Linked DNA regions of Mus musculus: region 2 is linked to region 1. Evidence: chromatin loops called from intact Hi-C (ENCODE). Cell type or tissue: gastrocnemius. All regions are shown on one strand. Links, peaks and the distances in the headings refer to the core of each region. The heading gives the core; the rest is flanking DNA. Region 1 overlaps Cux2 (cut-like homeobox 2). Region 2 has its middle 4.1 kb from the start of Gm52786.

Region 1 (5,370 bases), core at 267-5,266:
AGATGCCGTTCTTGGCTAGCTTCTCCTTGACCTGGCGTGTCAACTCCAGCGTGTCTACCTCCCGGTACATGTACAGTTCATACTGCTCGGGTGTCAGGGGCGGCACAGTGGGTTTGAGTGTGCGGGGCACGTATGCTGGATAGTAGGGCAGTCGCCCGCCGCCCACCTCCGGGGCTCCGGCCTCGGCCTTGAGCTCTCCCACCCTGGGGGCCTCGTCCTCGCCCATAGCTGCTTCGTCCTCAGGGGCGATGGTTGCCTCGTCCCCACGAGGCCAGGCTCGCCCATTGGGCTGTCCGGAGTAGCTGGAGGAGGAGGAGAGGGAGGGCGACACGGAGGCATAGGGACGGCTGAGCAAACCACGGTCTGATGCCCAGTGGTGGTCAAAGTAGCCGGCATCGCCGATCTCCGACTTCACCTTGCGGATGATCCGCTGCACAAATGCAGCGGGGGACAAGACAGCAAGCGGCGCCTGCACAGTGCTGCTGCTGCCGCTGCCACCACCGCCATCTTCCTGCTTCACGCAGGTCAGGGCCCCATTCTGGCTCGCAGTGGCTGGCGAGGGCCGCTCCGGAGGAGAGGGAGGCACTGAGCGGCCCCTGGGACCCGACTCCATCTCCAGCAGGGCCTGCTGCTGGGCTTGCATTTCTCGGCGGGCTTGTTCCAGAATGTTCTTGATGGCATCTTCCGAGGTGCTGGAGGAGGCTGTGCCGTTGGGGATGCTCACGGAGGCTGGGGAGTTCTTGGACTCACCTGTGATGGGGTGGACAGGGGCCCATCATCGTGACATAGTTGTATGTGGCATCTGTGTTTATACCATCTAAACATGGGGGCAACCTCGGTGTTCTACAATGGGAAGACTGGTTAAGTAAGTCATGGTGGGTCTTGTCTGACTGTCTGGTGCAATATTAGGCAGGCATTAAAAAAAAAATCAGGCCAATAGTAAGATCTTAGTATATGTGGAGAAAGTGAACAAGGAGAGGAGGCAGTGTTAAAACAAAGCCAAGGGGCTGGTGAGATGGCTCAGAGGTTAAAAGCACCTACTCTTCCAAAGGTCCTGAGTTCAAATCCCAGCAACCACATGGTGGCTCACAACCATCTGTAATGAAATCTGATGTTCTCTTTTGGTGTGTCTGAAGACAGCTACAGTGTACTTACATTAAATAAATATTGAAAAAAAAAACCCAAAACAAACAAACAAAAAAAACAAAGCCAAAACCCACAAAAAGCACGCCTTTTATACACGCTGTTATACATTTATACAAACCAACCTCGTGAAAGCCTAAGAAGGTCAAGAAAGAGGCAGTAACTCAAAGATGCGCTCATGAATTCTATAGCAAAAGCCCGTGGTGGAAACCCAACCATCCAAAGAAAAAACAGCCGGGCGTGGTGGCGCATGCCTTTAATCCCAGCACTCGGGAGGCAGAGGCAGGCAGATTTCTGAGTTCCAGGCCAGCCTGGTCTACAAAGTGAGCTTCAGGACAGCCAGGGCTATACAGAGAAACCCTGTCTCGAAAAACCAAAAAAAAAAAAAAAAAAAAAAAAAAGAAAAAGAAAAACCAGTGGTTAATGAGGTCGGGCATACCTTTAATCCCAGCAATCAGGAGGCAGAGGCAGGCGGGTCTCTGGGAGTTTGTTAGAGGCCAGCCTGGTCTACAGAGTGAGTCTAGGACAGCCAGGGCTACACAGAGAAAGCTTGTCTCAGGGTTGGGGTGGGGGAAGGGAAGGTGATTCAAAGTCTAAGTCTCCACAAGCTACCAAGCAAGCTAATTAAACCACAAGGTGCAGGGGAAAGTCTCATCAATGGACTGATAGGAAAAAACCAGGCTGACAGCTATCTGAGAGGGAAGAGAAGGGGAGGAGCGGGGAGGGGGGGAGGGGAGGGGGAGTGTCAGGTCAGACGCACACAGAGTCTTGGGTCGGAGTCATAAGTCCCAGGGGCTCAGTTGGTTCTATGAATAAGCAAAGGAAGACAAACAGGAAGTCCACACAAGGAGTAAGCAGAGAGGATGTCACAGACCCAGGCCGTGTCTCAGGACAGCAATGGAGCCGGGTGTGACTAGGGGCTGCCTCTCTCTCCCTTCTAGACAGTGTTCTCTGACTACTGAGCCAGACAGGTCACCATGGCCTTCCTCCATGATCCTGTGTCCCTGGGTAGCCTCCACCCTTGGGCCCACGACACAGCCATTAGAATGACATTTTGTTTTTCAAACTAAAAGCAATAGACCAGCATTGAGTCTCGGAAAGTAACCCAGCGTGGATCCAAGTAGGAACCTAGAAAAACATTTAAAACAGGAAGGGATGACAACCCAGGAAGTGCCAGTCACATGACTTCAAAGTCCAGCAACAGGCTGGGGAGGCTGAAGTGGGAAGCGGCTTGTCTTTGTCTCTGTCTCTCTCTTTTCGAGACAGGGTTTCTCTGTGTAGCTCTGGCTGTCCTGGAACTCACTCTGTAGACCAGAGTGTAGGCCTCGAACTCAGAGATCCGCCTGCCTCTGTCTCCTGAGTGCTGGGATTAAAGGCGTGCACCGCCTCCGCCGCCGCCACCACCACCACCACCACCACCACCACCAGCACTGACTAGCCTGTCATTGTTATGAGCAGCTTGTATAAATGCCTGCCCACCCACCTCCACCCTGGACACTTCCTTTGGTTTTGTCAAGAACACGCCTGGAGCTGGCATTCGGCCATGCCTGGTGCCCTGGGCTGGGCCTTCCCAGCTGTTTGGAACATATTGGGGTAGGAGGTAGAAGTGGGAGTGGCCACCCTTATAGCTTAGTACTGAGTGTGAACACTCCCTTCAGCCCCGCTGCTGACTTTAATGCTTCCGAGTCTGTTTCTGACCCTGGGGGAAGCACTGAGAACGTCAGACACCCAGGGTCTGTGTAACTGAACTCAAGGCTGTGCTGCTACGCCTCAGCCACATCTGCAGCTCACGCTTCACATCTGCAGCTCCGGACTAGCATTCAGTGGGAGCCTGGTGGTGATGATGGTGGTGGTGGTGGGGCACACCTTTAATCCCAGCAATTGGGAGGCTAAGGTGTCCCAGTAAGAGTAAGTAAGAACTCTTTTGAGTTCAAGGCCTGTCTGGTCTCCAGAAAAAGTTCCAGGACAGCCAAAGCTACACACAGAAACCCTGTATTTAAAAAAAAAAATCATGAATGGCTCAGAGGATTAGCTGGTAGGGCAGGGTAAACTCCCTCTCCTGTGGCCTCTCCTAGGGACAGAGGCGGGTCTCCACTGAAGGCCACAGTCACGGATAGATTTTCCTCATAGGACTTTGCAACTGGAATACATGCACGGATCCACCAGCAGGGGGCAGCAGACACCGCACAGTGGGGTGGGAGAACTGAGCCCAGCATCCCAGGATCCCAGGCAACCAACACTGCAGGGTGTTAAGTGTATAACTTGGCCTAGCCATAGAAGCCCCCAAGCCATTGGCAGGGACAAGGCCAGAGCCATTGATGGCAGGCAGGATCACAACAAAGAAGGTGGTTTTGACTCTAAGACTCTGCCTACAGTCTTCTGTGTACCTGCCCCTGGCTGGTGATCCCCTTAGCCTTCAGAAAGGAGAGCTAATATCATTCCCGTCTTAAAGATGAGAGGAGGGAAGCACAGAGAGGTCAAGTCATCAATACAAGGCCACACAGCTAATCAACAGCTGAACCAGGATTTATGGCCAGTCCTGCTATCTTGTATTTGGTACTGTAGGCCACAGTGGGAAGCATACCAGGATAGGGGGGGGGGGCTTCCTGGAGGAGGTGACACTTAAGAGAGTGGCGCTTGGCTAGATGTCCTGGGAAAGGGGATAGTCTCAGGGTCCGGATGTCTTGCTGAACAGCTGAGATTTTGTTATGGGGCAGGTAGTGAGACACGGGAGAGACCTGAGCTGTGGCATACCTGCGTGTGTTCCAGGAAGGCCCTTCTGGGGCCCTGGAGGTTACAACTGACCTGGGAACACCCTGGGATGATAGAGGAGATGCAGGCAAGGATCAGAGGTCATGGGCAGAGGCCACACTTACCCCCCTTCTGAGACTCTATCTCCTTCTTGGCCTGCTCCAGGATGCTCTTGATGGCGTCGTCCGAGCCTGTCTCAGGTGTGCGGATTCTCGGGGTGATGCTGCCTGGGAGGGGCACGAAGGTGGCGGCTGTGGGGCCTGCAGGGGGCGGGGTCAGGCCCTGGAGGTGGGCAGGAGGGTATGGACCAGATTGTCCTGGGGTGGGTGGGGAGGGTGACAAATGGTAGGTGGTGTAGTGACTCCGGCTTTGGGGCTGGAACTAGGACCCTGTGCGTGCTAGGTCAGTGGTTAGGGCTGGTTAATGGGCCAGGATGATTATGGCAACAGCGGACACTTCTTAAGCAGTTCGGAGCTCTGGGTCCTTTTAGCCCCTCCCCCACGGGCCAATGTCGAGAATGGGGTGGGAGGTGGAAACTGAGGAATCAGCCCAGAGCTGGGGCTTAACTGCCCAGAAAGGGCTGCAGAGGGAGGGAGGGGTGGCCCAGTGCAGGAGGGAGCAAGGTCACGAGTCTGTCCCTCGAAATAGGGAAACCAAGGCACAGGGTGGTGGCTCACCCACCCCGGGGTCACCCACAGCTCTGGATGGCGGTGGGGCTCCTCCGTGGCTTACCTCGCTGCCTCACCTGGATGGTGCGCAGGGCCAGCACATTCTGCTCATCCGACAGGAACTGCTTCATCTTGATGAAGGGCTCCTTGCCTTTCACCGTGAGCTTACGCCACGGCTTGGGCCGGGCCAGGATCTCACTCACCGAGCCCTGCGACAGTCCCAGCACATAGTGGCCAAACACGCGCTGGCCAATGTTGTGCTTGAGAAGTTGCTCCTTCACCTGAAAGGCGATCTCAGCCGTGTCCAGCTGCTCCTCCTCTGGCCCAGCCCCATCCACAGCCTCCGGGGCCCCTGTGGGCTCGGGGCAGGGCACGGAGGCAGCAGGAGCTGATGGAGGCTTGGCACCACCGTAGAAAGTCGGGGGGAATGCCAGCAGGTTTCCCGTCTCCCCTTTGAAGGCAGCTGGGCCCATCATATGTTTGGATAGCAGTGAGTCCCCAGCCAGCCTCTCCCCCGGGGCCAGGCTGGGGAAGGGGGACAGCGAGAAAGTCCTTGGCCCATCAGGACCCAGGCTGGGGCCCAGCAGGGGCTGCGCAGGGCTTGGGGACAGCGGGTCTTCCGGGCCTGGCGGAGGTGGAAGCTGAGGAGGGTAGGGGGGCTCCGTGCCCAGTGAGCCCTTGATGGAGTCATCCTCCGAGGGGTCTTCCTCTAGAACACCAGGGGGGATGCACAGACAGACAGACAGACAGAGGTGCAGAGGGACCAATTGTGATGGAGGGGAGGGATGTGCAGAGGCAAGAGAGATGG
Region 2 (5,370 bases), core at 190-5,189, 190 kb after region 1:
CAGCCTGCTGGCCCCAGCCCATAAGAAAGCCAAGCAGGGAGCTGCTGTGGTCACAGCCAGGACACCGTCTTTCTTCTTCTTCTTCTTCTTAACTGTGTCCATAAATTCAGGCTGTTCCCACTGAAACAGCAGCTAGGGCTACTCCTGAAACCTGCCATTCTAAATTATTATGAAGTCACAAGGGTTAAAAGCAGCTGGGCCGTCTCTCAAGGCTGCTGGGCTTGGGGAGAACTTTCCCATCAGATAGCAAGACTGTCACCACCGACAGGATGACAGAGAGGGGGAGGAGGAAGGACAAGGACAGAATGAGAAGCCGGGAAGGATTCATTCGCTCACACGGAGTTGACACGCTCAAATAGATGGAAAAAGCCAGTCCCAGAAACCAGAAAGGAAAAGACAGATTTGGACCTCAGAGAATTCTGGGCAAGCTGGGTTAACTGCATAGTGTGGGAGTGGGTTTCGGGGAGTGGGAGTGGGATGAGACACACCCAACTCAATTAGACCTCTACCCCACACCACACACCAGGACCTGCTTCAAGGGGACCTCAGCATGCCATGGTCTGTCTGCTTTTACCCTTTAATTGATCCGTTTATTTTGAGGCAGGCTCTCATATTGCCCAGGCTAGCCTCAAATCTTCCATGTAGCTGAGGCTAGCCCTGATTCTGGCCCTCCTTCCTGCTACTGAGAAGACAGGCCTGTGACAGCACGCCCAGCTTCACATTAGTGAGTTTAAAGCTCAAACTATTGGTCTCTTCCACTAGCGCAGAACAGAGAGAATATCCTTAGGAAGCCATCTTCACTGCATGGCACCTGCACCGCAGAGGTCCAACCTAGGGCCTCGCCCACACTAGGCAAGCACGCTACCCCAGAGCTCTACCCTCAGGCTCTTTGGTTTTCAACGTTGTAGTAGCCATTGTAACATAAGAATCCTGGATTCTGCCCAGAATTCTGCTTTGTAATCAGAATTAGGACTGGGCATCCATTGAGCACCCTGAGGACCAAATGCCACATAGCCACTGGCAGCTTCCAGAGTATCTTGAGGGGCAGCTCACTGAGCCTCCTAAGAGCCTACCTGTCACTAAACTGGGCTCTTAAGTACACAGAGGCCACTTCAGTCTCAGAAGTACCCTCTGGCTCCATATCATACTGAAGTCCCTGAGTATTCAAACCACACACTATAGCAGATGACCTCAGAAACAGCCATCAAGGGGTTAAAGGGATGGCTCCGTGGATAAGAGCACTCACTGCTTATCCAGGGGACCAGGGTTTGATTCCCAACACCCATTCTGGGCAGCACATAACAACCTGTAAATTCAACTCTAGGGTTCTGTCGCCCTCTTCTGGACTTGGTGGGTACTGCACACATGTGTGCATAGCGATACACATAAATAAAAAGGGTAAATCTATTAAAAAACAAAAACAAAAAACAGAGACAGCATCTGAGGAATACAGGACACCCACAAGGCCCCGGCCTCCAAGATACTAGCCGCTGGCATGAGTGGCCTCTACCCCTCGTCAGCCTGCAGGGTGGTCATGAACCTGCCCTGTCCTCTGAGGAAAACCTCTACCCATCCCCAAAGAAACCCTGGGATGAGGAACATGGAGCTACTCCAGTCTCAGGAGGGGAGGGGTTAGAGTCTCACTCTGTATTCCAAATTGTCTTCAAACTTGTCATCCTCCTGCCTCAGCTTCCTGAGTGCTGAGATGACAGGCAAGCACCACTGTTCCCAGCTTCTCATTTCTATTTCTTAATTTCTCTCCAACCACACATGCCTTCTCTCCACTGTCTTCCCAGCTCCTCCGTCTCCCTCATTCCCTCTGTCCTCTCTCCTGAAGCATATGGGGGGGGGGGCTCACCTTTAACTGGGGACCGGCCGTGAATCAAACAAAAAAGGGAGAATTCTGTGACTGCTTTACTAAGATGAGAAGAATGTCTCTCACCTAGTTTCTGTACCTTCAAGTTATCACCATTACAGGCTCCTGTGCCTGCTTCACATGGAGGTGGCACCAGGATTTGCCTTGACCCCTTATTAGCAGACACGGCTGTGCCCATTTTCCAGGTCAACAAACTGAGGCCCAGAGAGACAGGCACAGCTAGCTCATCAGGATGAAGCTGAGCATGATTTGGAAGTTGGGTAGGAGGCACACTCCCAGCCACACTAGCCTTGGGCCAGGGGGAAGGGGATAAAGAAGCCATTGAGGCTGTGGCCACCAATGGAATGAAAGGTGGGAGGGACACATGTCTGTGACCCAGACAGCCAGTTCCTGAGTCACAGCCCGTCAGCCTCCCAGGGACCTCTGTTTTCTCTGCACATGGTACACCTCTGACTCCTTCCTGGAACACTGTCCCTGTCCCGGTTAGGAATCCAATCCTTTCTGTATCCTTTGTCTGCGGCTCCCCTTGAAGGGACTCAACAAACCCTGAAAGAAGGTTCTAGAAGCCCTCCTTCACTCCAGAGACCTTCGAAGACGCAAGGCTGAAGAGGTCAACCCCCACCCCCATCAGTGCCTGACTCGGGGTACCTGTGCAATGTTTTTATGCAGATGGTGTCCCAAAAGGTCAGCCTTTCTATTCCCCGGCCTCCAAACTACCTAAGAGGGAGACTCAATCGAACTCAAGAGCTAGATTCATGTTGGATCTCTACACACCCACACCCTCTCCACTCATCTCTGCACACACAGGCACACACATGAGCCCAGAGACACGAACACTCAGGGATGCGGCCCACACTTTGCGTTAGCTGCGCCCACAGGCACCATGTCTAGGCCGCTCTGCACACACGTACAAAAGGTGCACGTTTTCACGCACATGCGCATAACTCTTCACGCAAGTTAACACACGAGCCAGAGACAGCTTCTCAGGGACATACCCGAGTACCGCAGCCTTGCAAGCACACAGGGCACGTGTGGTACCCCCACCCCACCCCACCCCACTCCATCCCACCTCCTCACCCCTAACCCCAGGGTCTACCCGCCTCTGTGGAGCTAGGCAACCCTCCCAGAACTTACAGCACCTGGCTTGGGCACAAGCCCCACCTGGTGGACACTTCGCGTAAATGCCGACTGTACGCCAACGCAGGGCCCCTTGACCAGAGGCTGCTGGACATTTGGAGGACCCTCTGCCTTGTTCAGGGGCTCTCCTCGCTCTATTCCCTTCCCCCTCCCCCCACGCAGCAGCACCCAAAGAACTCAGACGGGAGGCACAGCTGGCGACTCTTCCGTGACCTCATCTGCCCGGCTGACAGTCTGGGTTAAGTAAAAAAAAAACAAAACAAAACAAAACAAACAAAAAAACGCATTTAGAGCAAGCATGTGACGTCATGACGCGGGCTGCAAAGCAGCTGCGGCTCCTGGTGAAGCTGAGCGGCACTTGGCCTCAGACCCAAGTTCAAGGACGGTGTTGATCCCAGCCCCCACCCCTTCCCAGCTGCGTTCCAGAAAAGGGACTCCACATCTCTGAGCATCTTCCCCCCCCACACCCCGACCCCCGACAATGGGTCTAAATCCCCCGTGGGACAGTTGGAGGAGTGAATCGGAATCGCACGGAAGCCACGCCCACTTCCTATTCAGGTTATTTCTCCAAACCAGTCCAGGATGGCCTCCGAGTGACCCTAAAAAGGACTGAAAATAGAGGGGTCCTGCTCCAAAATCCAATTCAAGTCCTGGCTTGACCACTTCTTAGGTGTGGGCTTGAAGAACTCACCCCACTTCCTGGAGCCTCGGTTTCCCCATTTGCACAATGAGAACCTCGGTGTGCTACGGCTGAGAGAAAAGTGTCCAGAGCCCAACGCAAACGAGCAGGTGCTGCCATCTGGACTTTGGTGCTTGAAGGTCAGTGACCCGCAGGAGCCGAAGCAACAATTCGAATTAATTATGATCCCAGATACTGCTCTAAGTACAAGCTAACTCACTACCTTCACGACCCCACAAGGATTGAACCCACTTCTCAGATGGAAACACTGAGGCAGAGTTGTCACTGACCAGGGCTTTTGGATGGGGATTATGAATCCAGGCAAGCCAGTTCAGAGCTGGCTGTCTCTCTCCTTGTCCCAGTTCCCCCACTGAGCTGTCTCAGGTACCCCAGAGGAGGTCCAGAAGGCTCCTCAGTGTTCGAAATCTGTATTTAGATATGGATTGGGGTGCCTGACAATCAAGCCCTTCCTTCCAACCCCTGGGGAGAAGTAGCAATACAATGGCCCCCTAGGGCTTGAGAGAGCCTGGGGTGGGGGGTGAATAAGGCAGCTGGTTGGACACCTACTAAGTACTGCAGGTGAAGGAGGTGGCGCAGGCAAGAGACAACAGTAAAAGAGATACAGGCTTAGGAAACAGCACCTCTTCAAACTCTTTAGAAGGTACTCACTACCTAGCATGGCTGAATCAAGTTTGAATCCTGAATCCATGGCGGCTCAGTCTCAGGGCAGACTCGCAACCTCTCTGGGCCTGAGCTTCTTTCTTCAGAATACTGTGGGGGAAGGCCATGACTCCCTTCCCCTCACCCCTGCCTCCTCCTCTACGTTGCCCACCCCACTTCGGGTGATCCCCAAGTCTGCCCCGCCCCCCCCCCCCCCCCCGACTTCTCCAAGTGACCTTCTCATGGCCATGTGAGCTTGTGGTCACATGACCTACTCTAACCAATGAAATACGACAGTAGAGTTAGCTTCCTCTCTTGCCCTAAGAGCCCCGCCCCCAACCCCTTGACATTCCCAGGCTGCCCTCCCCTCCTATTTGACCCCACCCGGGCTCTGCAGTCTCCGGGTTCTTGGGGAAAGCTATCCAAAGTCACAATACTGTGTGGCTCTGGGTGGGCTCTCCAGCCCTGAGCCCCTTAGAGGCCCCGTTTCTCACACAGATAAACAGAGCTGTCCCTTGCTGGGCACAATCTTGTGAGCAGCCATAACTGGGAAGTGGGAGGAGGGCTTCCAGAAAGGAGGTCCTACGTGGTCTGTCATTCCATAGGATACATATGTGCATATGTCTGTGTATGTCCATAGATGTGTGTGTGCATGCATATGTGTTTGTGTAATGTGTATGCATGTATATGTGCATGTGTGCATACATCTGTGTTCATGTCTATGCCCATATACATAAATGTGTGCATGCATGTGTGTAATTGTATATGTGTTTATGTGTGTGCCCATGTGTGCACATTGGGTATACGTGTGTGTCTCTGTGTGCCCATAAATGCATGTGTGTATTTTTGTGGGTACATGCGTGCATATGTGTGTATGTGTGTACATGTGAATACATGTGTGACTGTGTGTGCCCACAGATGCATATGTATATACATGTGAGTACATGTGCGCATGCATGTGTATGTGCATGTGTGTGTGTCTGTGTGCAGATGCACATACACATCGGGAGACCAAAGG

What was found. A loop is a pair of places that touch in the nucleus more often than their neighbours do. Peaks named below come from ENCODE experiments on the same cell type or tissue, not always from the same donor. Only the 100,000 strongest peaks of a DNase experiment are listed, where the experiment ranks them.
Region 2: a loop joins it to region 1, with 8 times the contacts of the local background. A loop is called at or near these places in 21 of 42 quality-filtered maps.

Annotation. Positions count from the first base shown.
Region 1 is chr5:121,869,031-121,874,400 of GRCm38, forward strand. It overlaps Cux2 (cut-like homeobox 2), which reads right to left. Exons shown (of 23, transcript NM_001312908.1): 16 at 4,627-5,271; 17 at 4,020-4,121; 18 at 1-750. All of the region lies in intron 1 of Gm52785 (a long non-coding RNA gene), which reads left to right. Among named protein-coding and RNA genes, the nearest start is that of Gm52785, 4.4 kb to the left of the region's middle. In gastrocnemius, for the core only: a CTCF peak has its summit at 3,312 (motif pointing right); DNase peaks (open chromatin) are centred at 2,698 and 3,325; H3K27ac peaks cover 928 bases.
Region 2 is chr5:122,056,493-122,061,862 of GRCm38, forward strand. No RefSeq gene overlaps it. Among named protein-coding and RNA genes, the nearest start is that of Gm52786, 4.1 kb to the left of the region's middle. In gastrocnemius, for the core only: CTCF peaks have their summits at 1,347 (motif pointing left) and 3,050 (motif pointing left); DNase peaks (open chromatin) are centred at 1,350 and 3,046; H3K4me3 peaks cover 964 bases; H3K27ac peaks cover 828 bases.